Regions from separate parts of the Homo sapiens genome. Here region 2 is linked to region 1. Evidence: chromatin loops called from intact Hi-C (ENCODE). Cell type or tissue: endothelial cell of umbilical vein. All regions are shown on one strand. Each heading gives the region's core, and the rest is flanking DNA. Links, peaks and the distances in the headings are about the cores only.

Evidence for each region. Hi-C counts contacts between places; a loop is a spot of excess contacts. Peaks named below come from ENCODE experiments on the same cell type or tissue, not always from the same donor. Only the 100,000 strongest peaks of a DNase experiment are listed, where the experiment ranks them.
Region 2: a loop joins it to region 1, with 10 times the contacts of the local background. A loop is called at or near these places in 1 of 110 quality-filtered maps.

What each region holds. Positions count from the first base shown.
Region 1 is chr9:6,328,720-6,334,102 of GRCh38, forward strand. TPD52L3 (TPD52 like 3) reads left to right here. Exons shown (of 2, transcript NM_001001874.3): 1 at 1-243; 2 at 2,257-3,172. The coding sequence ends at 2,300. Among named protein-coding and RNA genes, the nearest start is that of TPD52L3, 3.0 kb to the left of the region's middle. In endothelial cell of umbilical vein, for the core only: no CTCF peak of the experiment used is centred there; a DNase peak (open chromatin) is centred at 2,692; H3K27ac peaks cover 1,789 bases.
Region 2 is chr9:6,227,160-6,232,542 of GRCh38, forward strand. All of the region lies in intron 1 of IL33 (interleukin 33), which reads left to right. It overlaps LOC107987046 (a long non-coding RNA gene), which reads right to left. Exons shown (of 3, transcript XR_001746614.2): 3 at 1,073-1,136. Among named protein-coding and RNA genes, the nearest start is that of IL33, 14 kb to the left of the region's middle. In endothelial cell of umbilical vein, for the core only: no CTCF peak of the experiment used is centred there; DNase peaks (open chromatin) are centred at 2,612 and 3,392; H3K27ac peaks cover 833 bases.

The DNA of each region.
Region 1 (5,383 bases), core at 118-5,117:
AAATTGTAACCCTACGCCACGTACTAGCAGCCAAAGAGAGACGCTGTGGGGAACTCAAGAGGAAGTTAGGCCTCACCGCCTTGGTAGGGCTGAGACAGAATCTGTCCAAGAGCTGGCTTGATGTTCAGGTCTCCAACACCTATGTGAAACAGAAGACATCAGCTGCTCTGTCCACCATGGGCACTCTCATCTGCAGGAAGCTTGGAGGCGTGAAGAAGTCGGCCACATTCAGATCTTTTGAAGGTCTGATGGGGACAATCAAGTCCAAAGTCTCAGGGGGCAAAAGAGCTTGGCCCTGACTGTCTTTCTTCTGCGGAGGGTGGGGTTGATCTGCTCTCAGTTTTGGGGTGTGGGGAAGACCCACTCCAGATTCCGGGGAGTGGGAATGAGCCACTCCCAGTTCTGGAGAGTGAGGATGACCATCTCCACTTTCTGGAACCAGAATGAGCCCCCTTGGTAACCTTGCCTGGTACTAAACCAGTGCAAGGACCCCCTTCCCTTATTACATTTGCAACTCTGCCCAACAAAAACAAGCAAGCAAACCACAATGGTAAAGTGGTTAATTCAGGAAATTGACAGAATCCAGTTTTGAGAAAAGAACACAGATATTTGCTGCTTTTAAGATAGAGAACCCAAAGTTTTGTACCTGGTTATTTTTCACTTAAGTTTGTAGACGAAATGTGCCATTATATTAGCTTTCCTGAGACTGTATCTAATGGGCAAGTCAGTGGCTCCAGAGGGGTCTTAGGCCAAAGCCCAAACTCTCTTTTGGAAAACTAGCTTATTAGAAAGCCAAAGTAGAGTTCTGTTTAAGCTTGAAAGAGGTATGAAGTAATCTGTAGTGTTTTTTTGGTTTGTTTGTTTGTTTTCCCTTCCCCATTTCCTTCCTTCCCTCAGTCTCAAAGTCACCTTGAAAGCTTCACCTGGCCTACAACTTTTATTTTAAAAAGATGATCAAGAAAACTTCATCTTCTCTGAGACTCAGAAAAAGAGGGGAAAATAGTGGTAGTGCACTAATTGTTACATTACTAATATAGCTTTTGTAAAACTCGTTTGTTTTCAAAGGTCTGGACTAAGCAAAACAACAGTGTCAGTTTAGGAAATTATTACTACTTTGAACACAAACTGAAATTGCAACTTTGCCTTGTGCTTTGTTTATAATTTCTTTATATATCAAAATGAGTGTTTTAAAGTTTAACCCTTGAAGCAGCATGTCTTTGCCATAGCAGCACTTCACTTAAAAGGAAGAAATTGCCTCTCTGGCAGCAATTCCTAGTTAGTTACCACCTCCAGCTGAGGGGCTGGAGGAAAACAGGTATAGCCAAATTCAAGAAAGATAAACCCCTGTCTCAAGGAACATTTTAAAAAGAACGTCTGTCCCCTGTGATGCTGGCTGTTATGCCTTTGAATGGACCTAACTATACATCTTTGCTCTTAACTCCAAGTCTGCCCTTCTTTTTAGGAAACCCTAAAGGAGAAGGAAGCAGAATATAACCCTCTGGAGAGCTCAAGACAGTAGGAACCTGGACGGTGCTTGTTTGAATTTTCTGATATCTGATTTTCACACGAATATACTTTTTGTTTGTTTTCCTTTTCCATTTTCAAAATGCCAAGATCTGGGAGCCTCTTTCACTCCTCTAGACACACTGCCTGAGATAGAAGTTTGCATCTTATTGGCTGTGGGCAGAGACTAGGACCCTTATGGGTACATTTCAGTAATCTCTCACTGCCTAAAATGGTAATCCCTCCAGCCTAAGAGGATGATTCTGTTTTGTTGACTCTTGAATGCTCCCCCAACATTCCTTTGGTTTTCCTATAAGCAAAACCAAATACCACTATAAATACAAAAGCATCTGGTAAACTGTAAAGTTACTCATGTATCCCAACCCTCCACAGATTTCTGAAGACAAAGTTTTGCTTGGATTAAAACAAGATGTTTTACTATTTTGCATGTTCGATTTTTAATTTGTTGTGTTTATCAACCAAAATGGCTTTGTATGCTGGAGAACAAGAGGTGAGCCTGCAGCATACAAGAAATGAAAGTAGTCCAACAGGCAAAGGCTTTGACATATTTCAGGAAGGCTTGTGTTAGGGACAATCTCAGACTATTATCATGGGCCAAACCTGAGAGATGTTATATTTTATTTAATAATTTCTACAACAGTAGTAAGTTTCCCCAATAAATTCTCAACTCCGTAAAAGTAGTAAAGTACATATTTATTTTTGCTGATCATTGTTTTCCCATTTCTGGCTTAGGATTGATCTTCAATAAATACACGTTAAATCAAGGAAGGAATTAACATCATATACTTCAGACATCAAATATGGAATCCAAGAGACTATCAACAACATGAACTTGTTCACAAGTTCCTTCTGCTTTTAAACAAAAATATCGTGTTTATTCAAAGCCAATCTGAGACCCTACTCTGTATCAAGAACTGTCCCAGGTTCTGAAAGCATAGAATTAGACATCGTATGTGCCCTCTAGAAACACTTAGACTTTCAAATCATTATAATTCAATGAGTCCTAAAATAGAGCTGTGTGCCAGAGATAAAAGAAGTCCTGAGGAAGGGGTGTTCAACTCTGTCTTGGTAGGTCAGTAAAGACTTTAGAGAGACAGAAAGTCTTAGAGGACTAGGAGAAGTTTGCCAGACAGACAAGAATAGAACATTCCAGACAACATGCAGAGGAACTGAGTCACAAAGGAATGTATAAGAATGGCATATTCTAGGAACTAACACTGTGGCTAGAGAGGAAGGGGAAATGGTGTTACATGAGTGAGGGAGGGGAAATGGTGTTACGTGAGTAAGAAAAAATAAGCAGGGGGCAAAATCATAAGTAGTCTTACATACTACATTAGATATCAATATTTAAGCCTGTAGGAAATGGGAGGCATTGAAGCACTTAAGTAAAAAAGTAACTATCAAATTTTTGTTTTAGATTACTCTGGTCATCAGAGAAATAGATTAAGTATTTAAGAGGTAGAATCTCTCAGACTTAGGAACCAACTGCATGAGGCGGGGCTTGGGGGGATAAATTTGCAAGATAATAAGGATGTAGAATTGAAAAGGCCTGATATTATTGAAGCTGGAGTTGCACATTCATTTTGCTTTGGCTTTTTTGTATCAGTGGTCATGGGCACCAAATAAAATGCTTCCATGAACATTTGGATTCTGGCTCTAAAGTTTCCTCGAGATTTCCTTTTTCCACCAGCTTCTACCCTTCCTATGCATTGGCTTTCTTCATCTTCTTCCCTGTCTACCCACAAAACTTGATCATCTCCACTCATCTAGGCCTATTTGGATTTTGTAGCCTAGCTTAAGTCTATTTAACTTGGCCAATTCAGGATGCTATTTTCAATAGTTCGTAGAATATGTGGATACCCAAAGATTCACATCCTTAGGTTTCGCTCAGTACCTGAGAACTACTAGATGGGAATGATACTGAAACAAAATTTCCTGAGGCTCTCAGTTTTCTGGGACTTTAATTGTCCATGTGAGTGAAGGGATTAGGATAGAAAATCGAGACAAGATGACATGGCCTTGATGTTTATGTCTTCCCACCCCAAATTTGTAGGTCGAAATCCTAACCACAGGGTGATGGTATTGGGAGATGGGGCCTTTCAGGAAGTGATCAGCCCTCATAAGTGGCTTATCAACAAGCCGAAGGGAGCTTGTTTGCCCTTTTCACCATGGGAGGACACAGTGAGAAGGCACCATTCATAACCCAGGAAATAGGCCTTCACCAAACACTGAATCTGCAGATATCTTGATCCACCTCCAGAACAATAAGAGATAAATTTCTGTTAAGATACCCAGTTTATAGCAGCCCAGATGACTAAGATACAAGAATTGAAAGTTATACTTCCCACAGATAACACTTTCCATGCTGCTGGCAAGGATGATGATAGAATACCAAGCCCTATGTTCATTAGTATCATACATGCCCCAGAAAAATACTAGCATCACTCCCAAAGAAATTCGCCAGCATTTTCTAGAGGCTCCTCTGCTTTCTGATCCATCAAAATGCCAAGTTTCAGATTTGAAAGAACGTACTTTTATTACATGCTCTACTCTCAAGGCTTGTGTGGACTAAAGAGAGGTGATTAGCAACCACTGACCCAGAACTGTGCAGGTTTCCTGATAGTGCCAGGCAATGTGCTTGATGGCTCCACCTATCAAGGGGACAATGATGGCACAGGTTGATTCCGCTAAGGATTTGCATCTGGGCACAGAATTTCACTTTCTTGCCTGCGGACTGTAATGTAAGGAAAAAGGATGAGCATCACTCTACTGAAACAACTGTGGAGAGAGGATTTCATAAAGATGATAGAGTGGGAGGCACAAGAAATCTGTCTCTCTACTTAGATAACAATTGAGCTGGTGAATCAATGTGATGTAACAATTTTGGAACACTAGAATGTACTGAAGGCTTGCAACTTCCAGGGGAAGGCTTGAACAATAAATTGTAGTTAATTTCAGTACTCTGAACACAGTACCATCTACACATCCCCAGTCCCAGCCTTGTAACTGGCAAATGTGCATATGTTTCTGGAACAACCTGTACATAGCTTGTGAGAGCCAGGGTTGGCAAAAAGGACCATGTCTTCTAGATACTAGAGATCTGTGCTCTGATCGATCATTGATTGCTGCTTCTGCTCACAGAGATGCAGACAAAGAGGTGGGCAGCCATTGTTGTTGTACCTATCCCCACTGTGGCAAGCCCCTCCCCACTAGCTGAAGTGACTTCTAAGGGACTTAAAGGGCCAGTGCTCTTTTTTCTCCTCTTCATTTTTCTCTTTTTCCTCTTTTGGGAGCCAGACATTCAAAAACAACTGCATATATGGAAAAAATTAGAAAGTGATTATGCATGCCCAGGGAAAAACTCAGAAAATACCTGAGAAGACCTTAAATTTATATTTCAGGTTAATCCTTGGAACAGAGATAGCCTACAAGAATAAAAAATAATAATAATAAAAACAATAACAAAAAACATTAAATTCTGGGAAATGGGGGGAATCTAATTACCAGAGTTACCATGTTACTAGATTTGAATGTCCAGTTTTCAAAAAAAAATCAGAAGGCATACAAAGAACAGGAAAGTATGGCACATTCAAAGAATAAAAATAAACCACTTGTTCTGAAAAAGAACACATGGCAGATATAGTAGACAAATACCTTAAAACTATCTTAAAGATGCTCATAGAACTAAAGGGAGATGTGGAGAAAAGAAAATTATGCATGAACAAAATGGAAATATAAATAAAGATATAGAAAACTAAGGGGAGAAAAAGAAATTCTGGAGTTAAGAAGAACAATAACTGAAATGAAAAATTCACTGGAGGGATTCAAAAGCAGATTTGAGCAGACAAAAGAAAGAACT
Region 2 (5,383 bases), core at 173-5,172, 100 kb before region 1:
TTATTTATCTTGATCACCCTTCTATTGTGAATGTAGCCCTTTGAGAGTCCAGGTTTATGCAGCAGTTTACTGTTAGACTCTCCATCTTAGACATATCCTAAGCTTTATCTCCTGGTCCTGATTCTTTATGTAATTCTTCCTCTTTGTCTCTAGGATATAGTAGACAACTTTAGAAAAAAGCCAAGTTTGCTAGCCTCCCATTCATGCCCCCTCAATGTTGTTTGAAAAGATATTTAAAAATACATCTTGCAGCATTTTGGTTGTTTTTATCAGGAGGGCTGTTCATGGTAACTAACCCATTATTATGCTGGAAACAGCATATTTCATTAAATAACTTTATAATGAGTAAATATAAATGTAAACTTATGAAGCATATTTATATTAATAAGTTAATGATTTTGTCTTCTGTTATCTATTAGGCTTCCATGCAATATTCTTTTTTCAGAAAAGGATTCTACTCTTTACAAAGTTTTGAAAACTTCTTCCAACCATTAAGTGTAATGCTTTCTCCTTATAATGCTACTAAATCTTCTCTAGCTTGACTACCACTGATGGTATATGAACTGAGCCTCAGTCTATCACCCTCCTTACAAGGTCAAATAATTCAGGTGGAATGGGCCTAATGACATATTTTCAAACTTTTAATTTTGTTTTCTTACCAGTAAAACCTCTTCTACCTAGAAAACTTTCTAGGTAGGGGTTTTCTGCTCTGGATGCAGGGGCTAGGGAGGAAGATCTGGAATGCAACGGATTTGGATTCCTCCACCCCTTTCCTGAAGTACCTCATGAACTCTGAAAATGTTCGCTTAGGGTTTCAGCTATGAGGCCTTGGGCATTTACTTGATCCCTCTGTACCTCAGTTTCCTCATATATAAAAGAGGGATAATAATAATGCTACCCTAACAAGATTGCTGTAATAATTGAATAAGTTAAATATGTGAAGCACTTAGTACAGTTCTTGGCACATAGTAAACACTATATAAGGGCTAATTGTAAAAAATACAGGAGAGCTAGGCATGGTGGCTCATACCTCTAATCCAAGCACTTTGGGTGACCAAGGCAGGAGGATCACTTGAGGCCAGGAGTTCAAGGTTGCAATCAGCTGTGCACTTCAGTCCTGGTTACAGACCAAGACTCTGTCTCAAATAAAAAACAAAAACAAAAAAAGGAGAATTTTTATTTAACTCTACATGCTTTTGCTAAGTATTTCATACTCCTTTGAATTTTTACAAGATTCAGAATTTTTACATTACTTGTCCAATTTTATGTAAAATGCATTTAAAAAGTAAAAGAAGAAAATGATCTCAACTTTAGAGTTAAACTAAAACCAAAGGTCTCTATGTTCCATGTTGTTTTTTTTTTTCCATACATTGCTTTCTTCTAGCAGTGAGAACTTTCTGAATCCATTAAACAACAGCCAGGCATGGTGGCTCACACCTGTAATCCCAGTGCTCTGGGAAGCCAAGGTGGAAGGATCACTTGAGGCCAGGAGTTCGAGACCAGCCTGGGCAACAAAGCGAGACCCTGTCTCTACAAAAATAAAAATTTAGCCGAGTGTGGTGGCACACACCTGTATTCCTAGCTACTTGAAGACTGAGGCAGGAAGATCCCTTGAACCTAGGAGTTCAGTGAGGCAATGATCATGCCACTGCCCTCCAGCCTAGGTGACAGAGCAAAACACTGACTCAAAAAAAAAAAAAATCAGCTTTCAGATATTTGGGTACTAAAGAAAAAAACAAGTAAAAACAAAAAACCAAAAAATGCTGCAGACTCTGTGGACTTTTCTTTTCACTGTAATTTTGTCCTGCTGTAAGGTTAGTAGAAAGGAGAAGAGGAGATCACAAGGCTGAGGCAGAATTTGTGTGTTTTCTGAGGATGGTACCCTTTGTGTGAATAAGGGGCTAGTGCAGCTGCCAGTATAGAAGGGGCCCTGGGAGAAGGAAATAAATGAGCTAAATGAGGAACCTGTACAGGAGCACAGGAAAGAGTCAAGGAGGAAAATGCTGGCTTTCACATACCCTCCTTGTTTTGAAGACAAGGAAACTGAGACCTGGAGAGCTGTAGGGACTTGAGGGAAAGGAGAAAATCCTAGGTCTAAGCTTGGGAAGGGGATGCCAATCTACCTTTGCTTCTTCAAAGATTACTACAGACTTGATCCACTGGGGCCCTCAAAGTATGTGAGGCATGGGAGGGGGCCCAGGAGGGGAATAAAACAACTTGTACTGAATAATTTGAAATGTTCAGTCACACTAAAACTGCAGAGCCACAGGCCAGCTGGAAAGTCAGCTTTTAAAAATGCTTTACAAAGAGCACTGACCCAAGAACAAGAAGACGTGCGTTCTATTAGACTGAGGCATTTAAGACTGTCATTTCTGTAAGTCAAAATGGTGAAGTAGTGCCAGCTTCATAACAGCTCAACCAGGGAATCTACCTCCACTGCTCTGCAGATCTTTGGGATTTGGGTAGGGTCCCCACATCTGTCTAGTGGATGATGCCTGCCTTACTTAGTTTATAGGGTTTCTGTAAGCACTGATCCAAATTACACAACATTTACTGAGTGCCTGCTGTGGATAATTTCTGGGGAAATAAAGATGACTAAAGCACAACCCTTGTTCCCAAGGACCTAGCAGTGGAGGAGGTAGGAAAACAAACAGAGTTGGATCTATTATTATATATATAATAGATAAGGAAGGGAGAGAGGAAACAATAAAGTCGGCTTGATTGTGGGTTGTCAGGGAGATCAAAACATTTGAATTGGCCTCCAATGGTTAAACAGAGTTTCCCAGACAAAGGGATGAGGTAGCACTAGCAAGAGGAATAGTTTGAGCAAAGCCATGAAGGTGTGCAAGTGCATGGTGAATTGAGGAATGGTAAACAGTCTAATTGGTCTAAATGTAGAGAGTATGGAGGGAGGGGTAAGTAAGGTTGGAAAAGTTGATGGGGCAGGTAGTGCCAATGTATAGAAATGACTGGATAAGACCACATCCAGGAAAACCATGGCAAAGCACAGAAGTACTTTACAAGTGATAAGTACTGTTTACCTTAAAGACATAAAACAAAGCTTCCCTAAAATCTCACACTATCCCTCCCTCTTCTCACGAGGGCTTTGGCTTGAGTCATAGATTGATCTACTAGGTATCTTTATAGAGTATTTCCTTTCCCTAGGAGAAGTGTTCTCCCCAGGGTCCAGGAAAGTGGCAGATGGAAACTTTCAGAGTGGTGGAGGGTAGGGGACAGGAAGTGATCCAGATTGGGTGAGGAAGGTGCTGTCTCATTATTCCCCAAACTTCTATCTTCCCTTTTTCCATATCATGTATTCTAATCTCCCTTAAGAAAGAAGTGAAACTGCTACACCCAAGGGAGTAGAGGATTGGTGTGTCACACTCCCCTGTGCTCCCATCCCCCGCTTCTCCTCCACTTCTGCCCCTTTGCAAAATCTCCCAGAATGAAGTCATATTGTGTTGGCAAACTTAGTCATAATCCCCATTTCCTCTCCTTATCAGCCAGGACCTGTCTTCTTCCACTGATTCCACTGGTATTGCTTCCAGTACCCAGCAATATGTTCATTCATCCCACTATATCCTCATAGATCCTCTTCCCATTCAAGAGAAACCAAGCTTGACAAGGAGATGAATCAAATATAAGGTCCTGGGATTCAATTATGCCCCATTCTACCAATGTTCTCCATGAACTAAGAGAAAGAGCCAGATAGCCCTAATATCAGATTCTGGCTTTGCTACTTCTTACCTATGTGACGTTTTGCAAGAGCCACTATTTCTTCACTTCTAAAAGGGAGACAATCATATCCAAACTCCAGAAACACAGTGACATTAGAGATAATATACATAGAGCATCAGTCTTACAGAAGACGCCAAACATTGCAGCTACTACTATCATCATTATCATCTTCACCACAACCACCATTATTAAGCATCTGAATTAATGCAGACTCCTGGCTGGTCTCATCCCTTCCCTCTTATTGCCCTCCATCTGTTTCTCACATGATAGTCACAGCACTAGTTTAAAAATAAAAATCAAATCACATCCCATGTTACTCAAAACCCTTCTTTGGCTTCTCAATGCACTCTGAATGAAATCCAAGCTTCTTCCTTTGGCCTCCAGGGCCCAGCCCAACCAAGCTTCTGTCCCCTTCTCTCTACAGCCCCTTCACATTATGCTCTCCCCATTGCCCGCTCTGCTCCAGCCACACTAGCACTCTCTGTTCACTGAGCACTGCGGCTTCTGTCCATCTCAGGGCCTTTGCCCCTGAGGTTTTCTCTTCCCTGTGTCTCTTCCCTTTCATATGTTCCTCACGCCCTTTGGGTGCAGTTTAAATGTCACCTTCTCTGACTACACTACCTTAGTACCATTCTACTTTATCTTCTTTACCAGTCCAATTCTTTTTTATCACTGTTCATTAATAACATATTTGTACAACTATGTGAATAACTTCTATCTCCCCAATAGAAAGTAAACTCCAGGAGGGCAAGACAGTTTGCTTTGTTCAGTACTGTATCCCCAGCACCTAGCCCAGTACTAGAAGTAGTATTTTATTTATTAATGTTTTTAGGCAGCACTCCATGCTGTAGTACAAGCAAATGCAAATCCAGCATCATTTGTGCCCTCAGGATCTCGAGGAGGTTAGGATTTCCTTACAATCATTCCCAGTTGTGTCTCTTTTCAGAGAATTTACTCTCTAGGACATCAAAGGTCAAACTTTCTCTTTTCTGTATTATCTAAATTTTCCACAATGAGTATGCATTTTTAGTAAGAATTTCTCATAAACTCAGCATTGTAACAAGACTCATCACAGCAAATCAGTCTGATTAAATGAATTTATTTTGAAAGTAAAATTCACAATAAAAGAAGAAAGTCCAACAGCCAACTTAACATTCTTAAAGGTATTAGCATTTAAAAGTGGGAAATTGCTAATCAAAGAGCATTGTCTGACATATAAGAGGTTAGTGATTCAATAAATGATTTTCCAGCTGATCAGATGTAGATAATATGACAATGTGAAATGAAAACATTCATGCAGCACCCCATGAGTTAATGATGGTGGAATACATAGTCCTTGGCATGCAAAGGGTGCTCAATATTTGTTGGATGTAAGTTTCTGGAAGATTTCTTCAGCCAAAGAGAAAACTACGCAAATTTGCATCTTTGAAAATGAAAATACCTCATATATTTCTCACTGTTGTTGTTGTTCAGAGGTGAATGACCAACTAATAAATTTCTATTTAAATTATTTTATTTAATTATTATTTCTTGACAGATTAAAATCTTTCAGGTTGTTTCCCTAATTTAAATGTATGTCATTTCCTCTGGGATGTTCCCCACCCACACACAAGCATACTCCTTACTCTCTCCCTCCTTTTCCTTC